Linked DNA regions of Homo sapiens: region 1 is linked to region 2. Evidence: chromatin loops called from intact Hi-C (ENCODE). Cell type or tissue: endothelial cell of umbilical vein. All regions are shown on one strand. Links, peaks and the distances in the headings refer to the core of each region. The heading gives the core; the rest is flanking DNA. Region 1 overlaps NTPCR (nucleoside-triphosphatase, cancer-related). Region 2 has its middle 34 kb from the start of LINC01745.

Region 1 (8,335 bases), core at 125-8,124, 290 kb after region 2:
CATTGCTGGCACTTTGTCTAAATTCTTGCCTTTCTTTCCCTGTTGTCCCTCTGTTTTCCTCTCAGTCAGATATTGCTTCTCCCCAACCCCTACCCTTAGTTTCTTTGAGTCAGTGGTAGCTGTGCTCTTGGCTGAGCTCTGCTCACACACCTCACTCCCCACCCCCAGTTTAAAAGCTCCCTGGCCCTGCAAGTGCCAAGTGAACAAGTCAGGCAGGCAGGGCCACTCCTATCAGGGGGAGTGGAGAGTGAGTACCCGTGAGCACCTTCCTCATGATCATTTTAATCACTGAGTGAAATGTCACCTTGGCCCACTGGCAGTATCCACATGTTGCCACCAAAGAATCCTGGAGTATCCACATGTTGCCACCAAGAATCCTGGAGTGTGGTGGTAAACAGCCATTAGGGTTAGACCAGCCAGACTTGGAAAAATGTATGCGCTTCTTTATTGATTTATTTATTCCTTCATTTGGTCAATAGTGATTGAGCACCTACTGTATGCTAGGTGTCATTCTAAGTCTTGGGATACTGTGGTGAACGAGACTGACCAAGGCGCTGCTTTCATGGAGCTTACATTCTAATGGAGGAGCTGAATACCAAAAATGTGAACAGATAAGTTAAGCAATTTCAGATACTGATAAAGGCAAAAATAAAGAAACCAGGCAATGTGGTAGTTGGGGGCAGGAGTAGCAAGGGCGATCAGGGAAGGTCTCTTCAAGGAGGTGACATTTGAGAGCCCTGAAAAGTCTGTGGGGTTCTTCAGAGTTTCATGTCGTCTTCTCTTATTTTACATTTTTGGTTGTGATTATAGAGTTTCCATGGAAATCAAGGCAATGAATAGTGAAAGATCATGAAAGAAAATTAGTTTTGAGGTCAGATAGCTTCTAGGCTGGAAGACCGGGAAATTGCTAGTGTTAGACTCCAGGGATTGGCTAGTTCCACAAACTAATCTAATCTAACAGTCCTAAGGAAGGATTGAAAGGAGCTGACTGTGATGCCCAGAAACAGACTTTGTGTCTTAGGATCATACCACATTTCTTCCGCTCTCTGAGACTCAAAATTATTCTCCAGGCAAGATAATCATTGCTTCTAATGATCTGTAAATAAAACAATTAGCTTTGAGTTAATTAAGTAAGAGATAGGGGCTGACATACCCTGTTTTTTTTTGTTGTTGTTGCTTTGGGGTTTGTGTGGTCCTTCTGTTTCAGTTTTATTTTATTTTTTATTTAACTTATTTTTTTGAGGGGGAGGGACAGAGTCTTGCTCTGTTGCCCAGAGTAATCTGTGCTGGGATTACAGGTGTGAGCCACTGTGCCTGGCCTTTTCCAGTTTTATAAATCAAGAACCTCATTTTCTTTTTTTCTGAGACAAGGTTAGTCTCTGTGGCCCATGCTGGAGTGCAGTGGCATGCTCTTGGCTCACTGCATCCTCTGCCTCCTAGGCTGAAGCCATCCTCCACCTCAGCCTCCCAAAAAGCTGGGACTACAGGCATGTGCCACCACACCTGACTCATTTGTGCATTTTTTGTAGAGATGGGGTTTCACCATGTTGCCCGGGGTTGATCTCGAATTGAAGAGCTGAAACAATCTGCCTGCCTCAGCCTCTCAAAGTGTTGGAATTATAGGCATGAGCCACTGTGCCTGGCCAAGAACCTCATTTTCTTTATCTGCAAACTTAGGTGTTGGATTAGATATATTTTTGGGTTCTTTCCATTGCTCACATGCAATAAAGTATCCGAATCCATTTTTGAGAGTGCCCTTCACATTCAGTACTTAGTCCATCGTTTAGGCACCTGTGAGGCATGATCTCTGCCCTCAAGAAAAACAGACCATGGGGCAATCAAAATCTAGGGGCAGGGAAGGGAGAGATCTATGTGAGCAGTGGTAGTGGAGAGGTGTCCAAAGGAAGGGGTTCTTGAGTTGGCTCTTGAAGGAGGAAATGGGAAAAAGAAGGGAGAACATTCCAGGTAAGAAAATGAGCTATGAAAAGGGGTCAGAGTCAGCGTCCCCTTGCTACCAGCTGAACATGCGTAGTGTGAAGATGAGACTGAGCCCGTGATATGGGGGAAATGTACCACACGAATTAGTAATATTATCTAGACTTATTCTTCACAATGTTGGGTGAACAGAGTACTTTCCAATGAATATGCATAGTGTGAAGATGAGACTGAGCTCATGATATGGGGGAAATATACCACACAAATTAGTAATATTATCTTGACTTATTCTTCATAACGTTGGGTGAACAGAGTACTTTCCAAAAACACCCGAGAACTCTTCCAGTTTTAGACAAGATAGAGTAGACACACTTGTGTTTATTTTTCCTGCTAAGGATGTTATTTATAATACAAGCATAAGAAGACCTGAAAAGTGAAGAGAAAAAGACAGACTGGCTAGGAACCTAAGGACCTAAGGAACAACACAACAGACACAACTGAAAATCATTTGTCATGCCAAGAATCAGGAATACCTAAACCTGAGTGAGGAAAGGCCATCAGCAGATCTCAACAGCAAGGTGACTCAGATAGTGGAATTATAGGGCAAGGATTTGAAAACAGCTATCATAAAAATGCTTCATAAAATTACAGATACACATGAAACAAATGAAAAATAGTCTCAGCAAGAACTGGAAAGTTTCAGCAAAAACCTAGAAGATAGAAGAATCAAATGAAAATTTTAGAACTATACAATAGCCAATAAAAAAGTCACTGAATGGGCTCATCAGCAGAATAGAGATGACAGGAGAAAGAATCAGTGAACTTGAAGGTAGAACAATAGAAATTACCTGACAAAGAGCAGACTTAAAAGAAAAAGTAATGAACAAAATGAACAGAGTTTCTGGGACCTGTGGGACTATAACAAAAGATGTGACATTCACATCATTGTAGTAACAGGAGATGAGTGTGGGGTTGAAAAAGTGTTTGAAGAAGTAATGGCTGCATTTTTGTCATATTTGGCAAAAGACATAAACCTACATTTTCAGTGAACCCCAAGAGGATAAACTCAAATTCATGCCAAGACATACCATAGTCAAACTTATGAAAATTAAAGTCTTGAAAGCAGTGAAAGGAAAGCAGCACCTTACCTATAGGGTAAAAACAATATGAGTGACAGCAGATTTCTCAGGAGAAACCATGAAGGCCAGAAGGAGGTGGTACATTTTCCAAGTGTTGAAACAACTGTCGACTCATAATTCTATAAGACATTCACAGATGAAGGAAAACTAAGAGAATTTGTCATAATAGAACTGCTCTAAAAGAATGGCCAAAGGAAGTTCTCTTATCAGAAAGGAAATGGTAAAAGGAGACCTGGAACATCAGGAAGGAAGAAAGAACAATGGGAAGAGTAAAACTCTGAGTGAGTGTAGTGGGCTTTTCTTCCTCTGTTGACTTTTGAAGAATTATGTTTGACAGTTGAGGCAAAACGATAACATTCTCTGATGTGTTAAAAAAAATAGCTGAAAAAAGAAAAGAAAGAACAGTACCTGAGAAGGAAAATAAAATCTCACTGATACAATCTTTGGCACCTCCTATTACCTAGTAAAGCATCAGTAGAAGAAATTGGTGATGGAGTATTTTTATTCATCTATTTGGTAAATATTGAGCACGCACTGTATGTCAGGTACTGTTCTATCCACTGGAGTTTTAGCAGTGAACAATAGAGAGGGAGAACCAGACATCATTTTATCAGTAACCCAGTCCTGCCATAACTCACTCCCTCCCACTATAATGGCATTAATCCATTCATGAGGGCTGCCCCCATGACCTAATCACCTCTTAAAGGTCCCACCTCTATTTGCATGGGGGTTAAGTTTCCAACACATGAAATGTGGGGGACACAGTCAAATCATAGCAGGTGACTTATGGGTTCTTCAATAATTTGTTTTTCAGAACTCTAAGAGGTTATTACCATTGTATCCCATTGAGTTTTATCCCATTGTATCCCAATGAGTGTGTCATTGATTGATTTTGCTGCCTTCTAGTTAATGTCATAACATTGAAAATGTTATCAACAACTTTAGTTCTTTTTCAAGCTGGCAGCTTCATAGTATGACTAAGCCTCTTGTTTAGACCTTGGGGTGCACATGTTCTTGGCAGCAGTGAGTGGATATTATCTGATCTTCCAGGCTGCTTGCATGCTACCTCACTGCCTTCTAACTTGTTTAATATGATCAGTGTCTGTATGCCCTGCTCAGTCTCCCCTTCCCGCTTCTTGATTGTTTAAATAAGAAGTTGAGGTGGTGATATCACAAATTTGTCTTCTCATCTGGTTGGCCTAGGTACGGCGAGAGACAGTACTTGACTCATCTGCTGGGCACAGATGCAGTACCAGATACTGGGTCCTGCTTATGTTCTGACTTTAACAACCCCAGACCTGAAAACATGGATGGAGCAGGCAGGGGAAGAAATGCCTCTTAGTATACAACTATGTGCAAGAAAGCAAAACAAAACCACATGCATTTCCTTGAAACTGTGGGAAGGGCCCCCAACATTCCTAATAAGCAAGGGATTGGATCTGGAGGTCACAGGATGAATGAGATGTGGCCTCTGACCCCATGGTGCTCACAGTCTTATCTTCACTGTGCCCAGGATAAATTCTTACCAAGGGCCCCCCTACAGCCACTGGGCAGGTGCAAGGGTTCAGGTTCACTCAGCTTCCTTTCTTTCTCTTAAGGCTCCAGTGCAGAAAAAAAGAATGGTTGGGATTACTTTCTTCTTTCTGCAGTCTTCTTTATTTCCTTTTCCTGCTCCCAGCTCCCAGTTCCCTCTTCTAATTAGCTTCTCAGGAAAGGCTTTCTGCAACCAAAATTCTGGCTGTTGAATAAAAAGTAGACTAGAATTTCACATAAGGCAAAGACTCCTGAGGTTGGCAGATGCTGTGATCCTTGTTCTTGCATTTGGGAGTGTGCTTTTCTCAACAGGGAATATCATAAGTGAATACTGCAGAGAGTTGCACATCAACATTTTATTGCATAATTTTCAGAAATAATCTTAGGGAAATCAAAGGGAGTATCAAAATATTAATATTGGAGTGTTTGCATTCTGCTCAATTTTCAAATTAATTTTTAATTTGTAATTGATATAATGTACATATTTATGGGGTACAGTGTGATGTTTCAGTGCATGTATACATTGTATAATGATCAAATCAGGGTAATTTCCATATCTGTCACTTTAAATTATCATTTTTGTGGTGATGACATTCAAAATCTTCTCTTCTAGCTATCTTGAAATATACACTACCTTGTTATTTACTCTGTAGTCACCGTACTGTGTCATAGAAGACCAGAGCAAATTCTCCAGCTGTGTATCACAGTCCACTCTCACAGAGCCTGGCTGGAGGCAGAAGCTACTGCAATCACTGCTGAACTCAGAGTGGAAGAAAAGGGCCCCTGTGGTGCCCACCTCTGTGTCGCCTCCTTTCTACCTCAGGTGGATTCCTTGAATGCAAACAACAGGAATGGACTTTGGCTAACTTAAGTGAAAACAGCATCAAAAAGCCTTATAGGCTTTGGAGCTGTCCCATGAAGCCAAAGGAAAAGCTGACTGTCCTCATTTCAAGTGGAGCCACAGCCGCCCAGGATTGACGCAGCCAGGACCAGTAGAAATGGGATCACAGGATTGACGCAGCCAGGACCGGTAGAAATGGGATCACGGGACTGACGCAGCCAGGACCAGTAGAAATGGGATCACGGGATTGACGCAGCCAGGACCAGTAGAAATGGGATCAGCTTCTGGCACTTGCTGCGTGAGCTCACTCCTCTTGGGGTGCAGATCTCAGTCACTCCTCTTGGGGTACAGATCTCAGAGAAGTTGCCAGGGCCTGGCTTGCCCACTTGTTGGCTGGGGGCAAGTTTCCTAGACCGTACAGTCTCCTAAAGACAACCAGAGCACTCTTCCAAGAAGGGTGAGCAGGTGCCAGGAACCAGAATTGACGAGGTCCGCTCTGCATCTCCTCTTCAGACATGTATTGGCACCTATTGTATGCCAGGCCCCCTCTTCAGATACAACCACCCTGAACCTCAGAAGGCTTCCACATGCACTCCCTGCTCTTACCGGGAACCTTGGCTCAGCCCCTTTTCCATGGTTCACCTGTCGAAATTACATCCAGGCTTAAGCACCCCTGGAAGCCTTTCCTGCCCCTGACCCCACACATGCCCCTGTTCCTGCCTGCCCCCCAGACTCCTTCATTGTCCTTGTTCATGCCTGTCCTGTCCTGGTCTGCGAGCTCCATGAGGTCAGGGTCCTTACCTGTGGTGCTTCTCTATGCGCATCTCTGTGCCTGGCTCCTGTTTGCCCTTCCACCCCATCAGCGTGTGTTGAGTGGATGGATATTATATGGGCCAAGTAGGAAGGCACTGTGATGGGAGCAGAGATGGCCCTTCCTTTACCCTGGGGCACTCGGGATGGTGTGGTAGTGAAAGAAAAATAAACAGATCATCGGGTAAAGCTCTGGTGAACTCTTTGTTGCTTTTGTTTGATTTTGTAATGGTGTAAGTGTTGGAGAACACACTGCAGTCAGGAGGCCTGAGTAACAGTCTGTACGGAGGCACCCTCACGTCTCTGGCTCTCCCACTTCTCCATGTTTCAAATGAGCACTTGATGTTTGTGGAGAGGCGGGTAGATGACTGAGCATCCCAGAATCCTGGGCGCTTCACTGCTGCTCTGCTGGGTGCCCTCCTGGGCCCCGCTGGCTCCCAGGCTCTCCTCCTCGCTTCACTCCAACAGTTGAGTTCCTTCCATTCAGGACAGGTCGTGCTCAGGGGTCCTGTGTGCCCATCATCCGTCCCGGTGTGCCTCGTCGGACTCACTTCACAGCTCTCCCCATGGTTGGCTGAAATCTGTCTGGGCTCCAAACCCACTTTGACTTTTTGAGCTGTCACTTGGCAGAAACTGATGCTGGGACTCGGTGATTCCTGTCCTGTTTCTGAGTGCTCCTGAAGAGCTGGGCCTCCTGCCTGGGTAACAAAACATACCTCACCCTCTCCCAGCCTTCCAGGCGTTTCTTTTAGAGAGTTACCTAGCACAAGATTGAAGAAGAGGAAAGGAGCTCTGAAGCCTGTTCTCTCACTTCTTCCCACAGGTCACCAAGGAAAACAGAAACCACCTTCTGCCAGATATCGTGACGTGCGTGCAGAGCAGCAGGAAGTGAAGACACGTGCATTCCTGCCTTCCGTGAAGGAGTGCCCAGTTCAAGAGGAGCCTGATGGAGCCCTGCCTGTCGAGGCTGTATGCCTATGGGGTTATGGAACCTTGTGGGCTTTTCTAGAGAAAACTCAACAGCTGTTTCCCATAAAATGTTTAAAAGATCAAATTAGCCTTAATGCTGGATTGTCTGTACAAGATTAACTATCCATTGTGGCTTATCTATGCTTAAAGATTTCTTGTTTATTTCCTCTTGCAGTCATGCACATGATTTGGGTAAACTGTGAGATGAGAAATGGTTTTCAGAGTATTAGATGGAATTCACCCCCGTTGAAGTTTATAAATGTGTTCAGGGGAAGCGGGAGGAAAGAGTTCACTGCCTAATCAGTTTTGCATGTCATGAAAATTAAATTCCTCTCCAGGTGCAGCTTCAGCCTCATGCAACTTAAAGTGATAACAGTTATTTGATTTTTTAAAAAATATTATTCCAAAAGAAAACCATTTTAGGTCATCTCCCCCAACTCTGTTTGCTTACTGCTTAATAAATATAAAAATAAATCTGATGGTTACAGACAGGAGGCATTGTGTGGGAGGAATACACAACCTTTGGAAGTGTTGATAGCATCTGATATTCAGCCGACCAGATGACAAGAGCTCAGGCCCACGGGTTTGCATAAGAGCACTGCTTTGCCTTAGTTTACTCGGGAGCAATTTTGAATCTTTCTATGCCTAGTTTCCCTTCCAGAAAAGCAGGAAGTGGCTGTCATCTCAGGAGTGATGTCACACCACAGAAGGAAACTGTCAACCACTCCACACAACTGTGGAGAGTGCCCAGTGCCAGGGGCTGGGCTTATCAGGAATAATGGTGTAGCAATGCGGAGTTCAGCCCATAACAGGGGTACTATAAAAATGAAGTAGGAAAGTAGAAGAGACCCCTGAAACCCCAGAACTGATAGAGGATAAAAACTTCCCTCCAAGTGGTAGATGGTACTGGAGTGATAAACAGTTCAGTGTTTTTAGGTCATTTTTGGTGAAGATCTATGAATTTCCAGGATTTTTTTTTAACAAATTAGCATTGGCTACAAACCCACTGGTATAAGCAGCAGTGTGCCTTCTCTCTAACTGTGGACAAGTCGGGCATGTGGCGGGTGAGGAGCCCTGGGCTGGGCACTGGGGCACAGTGAATGGGGCG
Region 2 (8,335 bases), core at 265-8,264:
CCACCTTTGACGTGATGATTGAAATGCCACCACTTCCTTTGGTTGAAGACTGTTGTTTATTCATACAGGGTGTAGACGCAATAAGGCAAGACAAGGCAGAGAGAGTGTTGGAGCCAGAACTGGAAGTACTAACATGTAGGTGGGTTTGGTGGATGTTACAAGTGTAAGCAGGCAACAAGTCAAATCTATATAATTAATTCATCTACTAGCTTTTTAATTCAACAGACATGTATTTATTGTCGACTATGTGTTTAGCATTGTGTTAGCTCTTAGAAAATGAAATAAAAGTAATAAGTGGTCCTTGTACTTAGTTAAGGAGCTTATAGACTGGTAAAAATAGGCAGATCTGCATACAAGGGAGTGACAGCATGCTGTTGGAGGTGTTAGAGGTAAGAGCGACTGATTCACAGCAAGCACCCACTGCTGGGAGGAGGCAGGTTCATGGATATCGGAACAAGCAGGCCACAGGCTTTAAATGGGACACAGGAATGGTATCACAAGACAAATGGAGTTCTGCAGTCATGTCACAGGTGGTGTCTTCAGCTTGCCCGTGTGTGCATAGTCCTGGCCTATAGCTGTGAATTAGGGCATGAAAATGTACCGAGACTCTAGTTAGGACACGTGGTTTTGGAGCCTGACATTTGAAACTTCATGTTCAATAATATTAATGAGAGACAGAAACTGATTTTCTCTGAGTACAAATTTTACGTAGAAACATGTTAGTTTAGTAATCAGCACTGACCAAAACTGAATCAACAATCTTAAAACAGTTGGCAAGACTTCTCTCACTTTTCTGGAAATCTATTCTCAGATTTCTTTTGATCTGGAGTACTCCTTGGGAGGCACATTGAATGATTTGAACACACAGATAACAAAATACATCACTTCTTCCTTCTAGCTATGCCATGTGTTACATGGTCTCTGGACTTCAGTGAACTGCTGAACTTCAGCTAATTGCATTTACCCCGTGTTCATCTCAAAATTCTTAGTAGTCATGGTAGCTCGGGGAAAGTCTGTTTAAAAATGTTTCTTTCCTAAGGCTCTGTCCAACTTCAATGAAAAATGATCAACTTATATTTCACCAGCTGTGAAAGAAGCTGTGTATGGAAGCTGAAGTTAACAAGCACCATAATTTGAATTTATCTCAGTGATAGTTTATGCCTTGTTCAAATTTGCCCCAAGGGAGCTGCCCAGCCAGCCCACCTTTTCATCTGGCCTTGCCTAAAAATAATTCCTACCTCTGATGAAAGTAGAAACAAAGATTCTAGGGTGGTCTTCCCCTTACCCCCTGCGCAAGGGAAGGGGAGCCCATTGAGGTAGGTGAGTCACTTGAAACCTCAGTGTATATGTGGCCAGTACAGGTCCCCCTTCCTTTGGAGTGGCTTTGACAGGCGAAGCTGGAGAAAGCCTGAGCACCTTGGAATTTTCTGGGGAGTGGAGAGGAGACAGGATGGAGGGGCCAGTCATACACAGTGTCCCTGCTGGGACAGAAAAGCCAGGGTTTTCATCCCCATCATGCTTTCAGTTGGATGGAGACTAAAGACAATAAGAACCTTAGGGGCTGGGCGCGGTGGCTCACGCCTGTAATCCCAGCACTTTGGGAGGCCAAGGCGGGTGGATCACAAGGTCAGGAGATGGAGACCATCCTGGCTAACATGGTGATACCCCGTCTCTACTAAAAATACAAAAAATTAGCTGGGCATTGTGGCAGGCACCTGTAGTCCCAGCTACTCGGGAGGCTGAGGCAGCAGAATGGCTTGAACCCGGGAGGCAGAGCTTGCAGTGAGCCGAGATCGTGCCACTGCACTCCAGCCTGGGCGACAGAGCAAGACTCCGTCTCAAAAAAAAAAGAACCTTAGGTACAAAGACTTCTTTATTTTCAGACAAACACCAAAAACTCGTATATCTGATAAATATGGGGTCTCCTAGAAGAGTCACTTCAAGGAGGTCTCCAATTAATCCCCAAATGTGGACCTTCTTCAAAACATACTTTGAAACTCCTCATGTGGAATGGACACAAAAACCTATGGTACCTTCTTTTGACTGCCCTTAATGAAGTCAGACTCTGACCCCAGGTTGATAAATCGCAGCGGTGCTGTAGGTGGTAAACACAGGCCGGGCCAGTGCTTATCTAACCACAGGCACTAGGGCTGCAGCAAGAGGAGATAAGGCACTGTGATCAGACCACGATGTGCTATAATCAAAGGTTAAAAAAAACACACACACACCAAGATAACATAGAAGGAGGTAGAGAATTAATTCTGGATGGAGTTGTCAGAGAAGTTTTTATGAGTTTCCATCTGAAAAATGCTTTGGGCTGGGTGCAGTGGCACACATCTGTAATCCCAGCACTTTGGGAGGCTGAGGCGGGCATATTGCTTGAGCTCAGGAGTTCGAGACCAGCCTGGGCAACATGGCAACATGGCAAGACCCTGTCTCTCCAAAAATACAAAAATTAGCCTGGTGTGGTGGCATGAGCCTGTAGTCCCAGCTACTTGGGAGGCTGAGGTGGGAGGATCACTTGAGCCTGAGAGGTGGAGGCTGCAGTGAGCCATGATCATGCCACCGCACTCCAGCCTGGGTGACAGAGGGAGATCCTGTCTCAAAAAAAAAAAAGCTGCTTTGGATATTGGTAATTTTCTCTCTGTGGCTTGAGGTTGTAGTCCCAGCTATTTGGGAGGCTGAGGTGGGAGGATCACTTGAGCCTGAGAGGTGGAGGCTGCAGTGAGCCATGATCATGCCACCGCACTCCAGCCTGGGTGACAGAGGGAGATCCTGTCTCAAAAAAAAAAAAAAAAAAAAAAAAAAGTTGCTTTGTATATTGGTAACTCTCTCTCTCTGTCTCCCTCCCTCCCTCCCTCCCTCCCTCCCTCCCTTCCTTCCTTCCTCTTACCTTTATACAGACATTGGTTCAGTTCTGCACTAAAGAATATTTATCAAATGTCTGTTACAGGCCAACATCTGGAGAAAAACTGACTAAGACACAGTCCTTGTTCTCAAGAGGCTCCCCGCCTGGTAGGGGATAGCATAGGAACAGACCTGTTTCACACAGTGAGAAAGCCAGTGGGGAAGGCGAGGCATAGAGCACTCTAAGGATCAGAGCTGGAAAGAGATGTGCTTCTACTAACGCTAAATTTTGCTTCCACTTTTACAATAAAAGCTTCTGTTTTCTTTTTTTCTCTAGGCTGTCAGGGAATTTAGGGATAAGTTTTATGGCTAGTAGTCTCCTCTTAGTTCTAGATTTCTGAGAATCCCATTCTCCCTACTCCATCACTCAGAGCTGATCCTACACGTGCCATTTTAATATGCTTTTAACATTTTCGGAAATAGCCAGGACATAGTGGAAAATAAATGAATACCTCCCAGAAGCATAAGAGCAATAAAGGCATTAGATAGAGCCCAGGATCCTTATTTATCAATTTTGTGGCTCTGCTAGGAAAACTCTTACAGGAAACTGAGCTGCTCAGAATTTTTTTTTTAAATCTATAGGTTTTTTGCAGAAATTTCTAGTGGTATTAGCTTTGTGAGTTGGAATTAAGAGTGGAGCTGGTCAGGTGGAGAATGCTGAGACAATGTTTTAAAGCATATTTATTACATAACTGAGATTGAGCAGAAATGTGAAGACAGCAGCTTGCCATATTTGGAGACGTCCTGCTTCTCTTCTACAGTGGGACCCAGCCATTCTTCTGTGTTGGCCCTCAGCATACTCTAAGCACCTTAAGGGCCAGGACCAATATTGTCTACCTGTAATCCCAGCATCTTGCACAGTGCCTAGCTTGTAGGAAGCACATATAATGAATGAATAAACATGACATATTTCTTCCAAGCTTTGGCCCTGAGCCACTAAGAATGATTATGGCACTGATTAAAACAGGGAAGCTAAAAGGAGGAGCAAATTGGGGGCAGCAATGGTTGATTTAGTTTATAAAATGTTGAGTTTGAGGTGAAGCTATCCAGGTGGAGATGTCCCTCATACTGAGAAATCTTATATGATCTCTATGTGCCTCTTTGCATTCTCATCTATTAAGAGGAGATGATGATAATAGAATATATCTCATGGGGTTATTGAGAAGACCAGATAGGACAAGCTAAGTAAGTTCTGGCTCATAGCCAACACTAATAAGCATAAGCTCAAATAAATAACTACAGAGCCAGCTGTGATCCCTTCCTCTACTTACATTTCCTACACACTCAGTCAGGAAGTCTTATGAATTTTCCTGCAATATTTCTAGCATTAGTTGCCCATTCCTTTTGCACTCCTTCCTCCTTTACAACCTCTTTGCTAACTTCAGAAAATTTCTCTTCAGTCCCTCCCATTCCCTCAGTCTCAGTGCTGCCAGCTGACCTTCCCAGAGCCTGGCTCTGTCCCTCTCCCGTCCACTGCCACTCAGTCTTCAGCTTCCACTCATTTCTGCAGAAAGGCAAAACCAACAGGATGCACTGAGCACATAAAGACCAAGCTTCATCTGCTTCTCCCACCTGCAGTTCTAATGCCCATGAATTGTGCCCAATCTAGACTAAATACATTACTAGACCCTAGCAGCATCAGCTGCACCACCGTCAAAAGCAGTCTTCCATTCTTCCATGACTCATTCATTCATGTATTCACTTGTGGTATTTGAGGTCATCCTGAGCTCTGGAGCCTCATAGGCCTGAATCTGACTCCTGGCTCTGCCCTTTTCTATCAGGCTGCTTAGCCTCTCTGAGCCTCAGTTTCCTCATCTTTAAAGATGAAGCAAGTAACACCCTGAAGGAGTAGGTGGACGGGCTCTGCTCCATAGAAGGTGCTCCATAAATACTGGCATTCTTCTTTCATGTCCTAAGTAGCTGGTCCTTCATGTGTCTCAGGCCTGCTGGGAATCCAGTCTTTCTCCTTCACTCTGTGTAGAAAGGGCGGGCAGCTGAGATGACAGTCAGCTACAGGCCCATGGTCATTGTCGCTCCAGGTGTTGGCAATTTATCTTGAGGGAATTCTAGAGGCAAAGCCCAGCCTTGACAACTGCCTCCCTGAAGAGTGCTGTCTTGTCCACTCCCCTCATTCTGAAAAAAGAAAATACTGGGGTGCAAAACATATTGTTTATCCTGGTAACAGAGTGAATCAATTCCACAATTTCCTATATTCCAAATCCAGCCCTGGTTTGGATGATCAAATACCTTTCCCATTATAAAGGGCTTTCTCTCTTTTAAAAGTTTGTACAGACTAGGATCTACTTATTTTTGGCTTCCTGCCACCCAGAACAGTGCCTGGCACACAATAGGTGCTTGCTAAATATGTGTTAAGTGAGTGAATGAAGAAATTGATTACACCCGTGCCAGAGAAGTAAGCCCTCTATAGGATTTCCATGGCTCCCTCCGAGGGAGGGCTCCCTGTCGTGCTGGTGGCAAGGAGCTTATAAGGCCTCGGTCAGTTCCATGAACTGGAATCAATAGGTGGATTTGAGTGCAATAGCTTCTCATCAGACCTCTACATGAGGTCATCAGCGCACCACTGAAGCACTCCAATGGGAACATAAGAGCTCGGGTTCCCAATGCTGGACACTATTCTGATGAATGTCTGGTGGGCATTCATAAAGAAGAACTCAACTCACTTGAGAAACGGCTTTGTACGTGACATTTCAAGAAGAACTCAACTCACTTGAGAAACGGCTTTGGACATGATACTTTCAAGAAGAGAAAGCTTTTCCTTTGCAGAGATGTGACTCTAGTTGCAGGGGACAGCTAGTCATCATTGCCTGTCTTTTCCCAGACTCTATGGTGGCAGCCAGATGTCCCAGCCACATGCTGACTTTTCTGTCCTTCCTTTATTAAAAAACCCCAAAGAAACCAAGTGTCCAGATGGCCAGACTGCAAGGCTTTTTGATGATCATATCTCTCGGTTGGGACATGACTAAAACACATTTCTAAATAGAGTACAAACCCTCAGGAAAAGCTGACCCCAGAGATACGGAATACTTCTCTTGGCTGGCAAGTTGAGTGCCGACTCTTGGGGCCCATGTTCTCTTCCAGTCCTGACTTCCTTCCTTAGGAAGCCTGGTGGAGCCCGTCTGCACCCTCCCTGGTAGGCTTGCTGATGATATTCCAACACCCCTGAAACACACACTCAGTAAAATGCATCTGAACTAATTCAGAACAAAGAGAGAACTGCAGTCCCGATGTTTCAGGCTTCCCTGGGGACCACCTGTCCCAGAGCCAGGGCTGACTGAGAATGCAGTGCTGGGCAGAAGCTGGTTCTGACGACAGTACATGTAAGCCCCACACTCCTTCCAGGGCTGTGACTCAACTCAGCAGCAGCAGCCATGGCTCAAGGGCAGCATTAGCTCAACTCTGACTACCACCAGCTTACCCTTCCTCTGAGCCCATGCCCAAGCCCTGTGCGAATGGCATCAACACCCTGAGTGCTGTAGGGGAGTAGCACCTGTCCTGAAGCTGATAGTGCCCATGGGCCATTTTTTTTTTTTTTTGAGACAAAGTCTCACTCTGCTGCCCAGGCTGGAATACAGTGGCACAGTCACAGCGCTTGAACTCCTGGGCTCAAGTGATACTCCTGCCGCAGACTCCTGAGGCCATCACTCCCAGTTATGTTTTTTCTCTTTTGTTGAAACAGGATTTCACTATGTTGCCCAGGCTATTAAACTCCTGGCCTCAAGCAGTCCTCCCACCTTGGCCTCCCAAAGGGCTGGGAATACAGGTGTGAGCCATCAGAGGAAAGTTGCTCAGCTCTGTAAGACCTCCCCTACCCAGATATCATATGCCTAACATTCCTTCATTATAATTCATTCTTTGAATTCTTCCCTGCCCTCTTTCCAGACTAAATGCCAATAGGAGCTTATGATTCCAGGATGAATTCATAGTATATTTCTACTTGAACAGAAAAGATCAAGAGCAACTTCGGGTGGTACTTCAAAGCCCTTCACACACAATGAGGCCTTCTTAATTTCAAACCTGTCAGGACCAGCCCTTCTTATGGTTAAAAACGGCATTCACTTTTCCAAAAAGACTCCGAGTTAATGCGTGAAGGTCATTCACTGCACGGCTTCTTCGGGCCAAGGCTCATTCGGAAGAAAGCATTGACTCACAGTTGGAGAAATCTGACCTCTGAGATGGTCATTCCCTTAGCAGAGATGGGGTTCTGGTCTGCACTTTCACTCTTTTCTCTTAGATGAACATCCAGTTTTGTTTTGTTTCATTTTCTCTTGAGCAAAAGAGGGCAGAGTCCACTACAGTTAGAGCTCTGTTCAATATCCGTGGGTTCTTCATCCATGGATTCAGCAAACCTCAGATTAAAAATATTCAATAGGCTGGGTGTGGTACTCCCTCCTGTAATCCTAGCACTTTGGGAGGCTGAGGCAGGAGGATCACTTGAGGCTCAGAGTTCAAGACCAGCCCTGGTGACATAGCAAGACCCTGTGTCTACAAAAAAGAAAGAAAGGCAAAAAAAAAAAAATTGGAAATAAAAAAGGATGCTAAGCATACACGGACTCTTAGGCATTTTTCTTGTCATCATTCCCTAAACAGCACAGTATAATAACTATTTACATAGCATTTACATTGTACTGGGTATTATAACTAATCTAGAGATGATTTAAAGTTTATGGGAGGATGCGTGTAGGTTACATGCAAATACTGCATCATTTTACATAAGGGACTTGAGTGTCTGTGGATTCTAATATCCTCGGGGGATCGCAGGTCCAATCCCCATGGATACCGAGGGGGAACTGCATGTCACTCATTGATTCCTGAACACCCCAGCTGCTTCCAGGCCTTTGGCACTTTCTCACCTCTGTGCCTTTGCTCATTATTCCTTGGCTCTGTCACTTCCCCAGTATGTTTTTAAGCTGCCTTACAGAGAGAGGAGGAAATCCAGCCAGTTTCTGAAAATCAAGACCAAACCAGAAACCCCAAATCATCCATCAGAATTGGGTCCGGCTGCCCTCTCTCCTTATCCACTCAACTTCCTCCCTACATATTTATCTCCTATGCTTTGTTTTTCCTGAGCAGTTTGTAATTTGGGATTCAGTCTCATTACTTGAAGTTCGTTACCTCTCTCACTAGCTCTTACTTCCATGTAGATGTCTTGGAATTGACACAGAGTCCTCTTTGCCTCTCAGGCTGGTTTTGTTAGTCACCAGTAATGACCTGTTACTAAATGCCAGCACACCTCATTTTCTGACTTACTATGCCCTTTTGGGCAACTGGTAAACCAACATTCTCTTCTTTCATATCTTAAAATTCTATCCATCTTTCAAAGACAAATTCAGCTTCTATGCATAACCGAATCTTGCTTTTCCATCTCAGCAGTTTGTTTATGTTTCTATTACATAATTTATCCCTGTGC

What was found. Hi-C counts contacts between places; a loop is a spot of excess contacts. Peaks named below come from ENCODE experiments on the same cell type or tissue, not always from the same donor. Only the 100,000 strongest peaks of a DNase experiment are listed, where the experiment ranks them.
Region 1: a loop joins it to region 2, with 10 times the contacts of the local background. A loop is called at or near these places in 1 of 110 quality-filtered maps.

The regions. Positions count from the first base shown.
Region 1 is chr1:232,971,082-232,979,416 of GRCh38, forward strand. NTPCR (nucleoside-triphosphatase, cancer-related) reads left to right here. Exons shown (of 5, transcript NM_032324.3): 5 at 7,082-8,335. The coding sequence ends at 7,150. Among named protein-coding and RNA genes, the nearest start is that of NTPCR, 25 kb to the left of the region's middle. RefSeq lists an enhancer at 6,673-7,872. In endothelial cell of umbilical vein, for the core only: no CTCF peak of the experiment used is centred there; DNase peaks (open chromatin) are centred at 3,190, 4,060 and 7,310.
Region 2 is chr1:232,680,306-232,688,640 of GRCh38, forward strand. No RefSeq gene overlaps it. Among named protein-coding and RNA genes, the nearest start is that of LINC01745, 34 kb to the right of the region's middle. In endothelial cell of umbilical vein, for the core only: no CTCF peak of the experiment used is centred there; DNase peaks (open chromatin) are centred at 3,786 and 4,396; H3K27ac peaks cover 2,225 bases.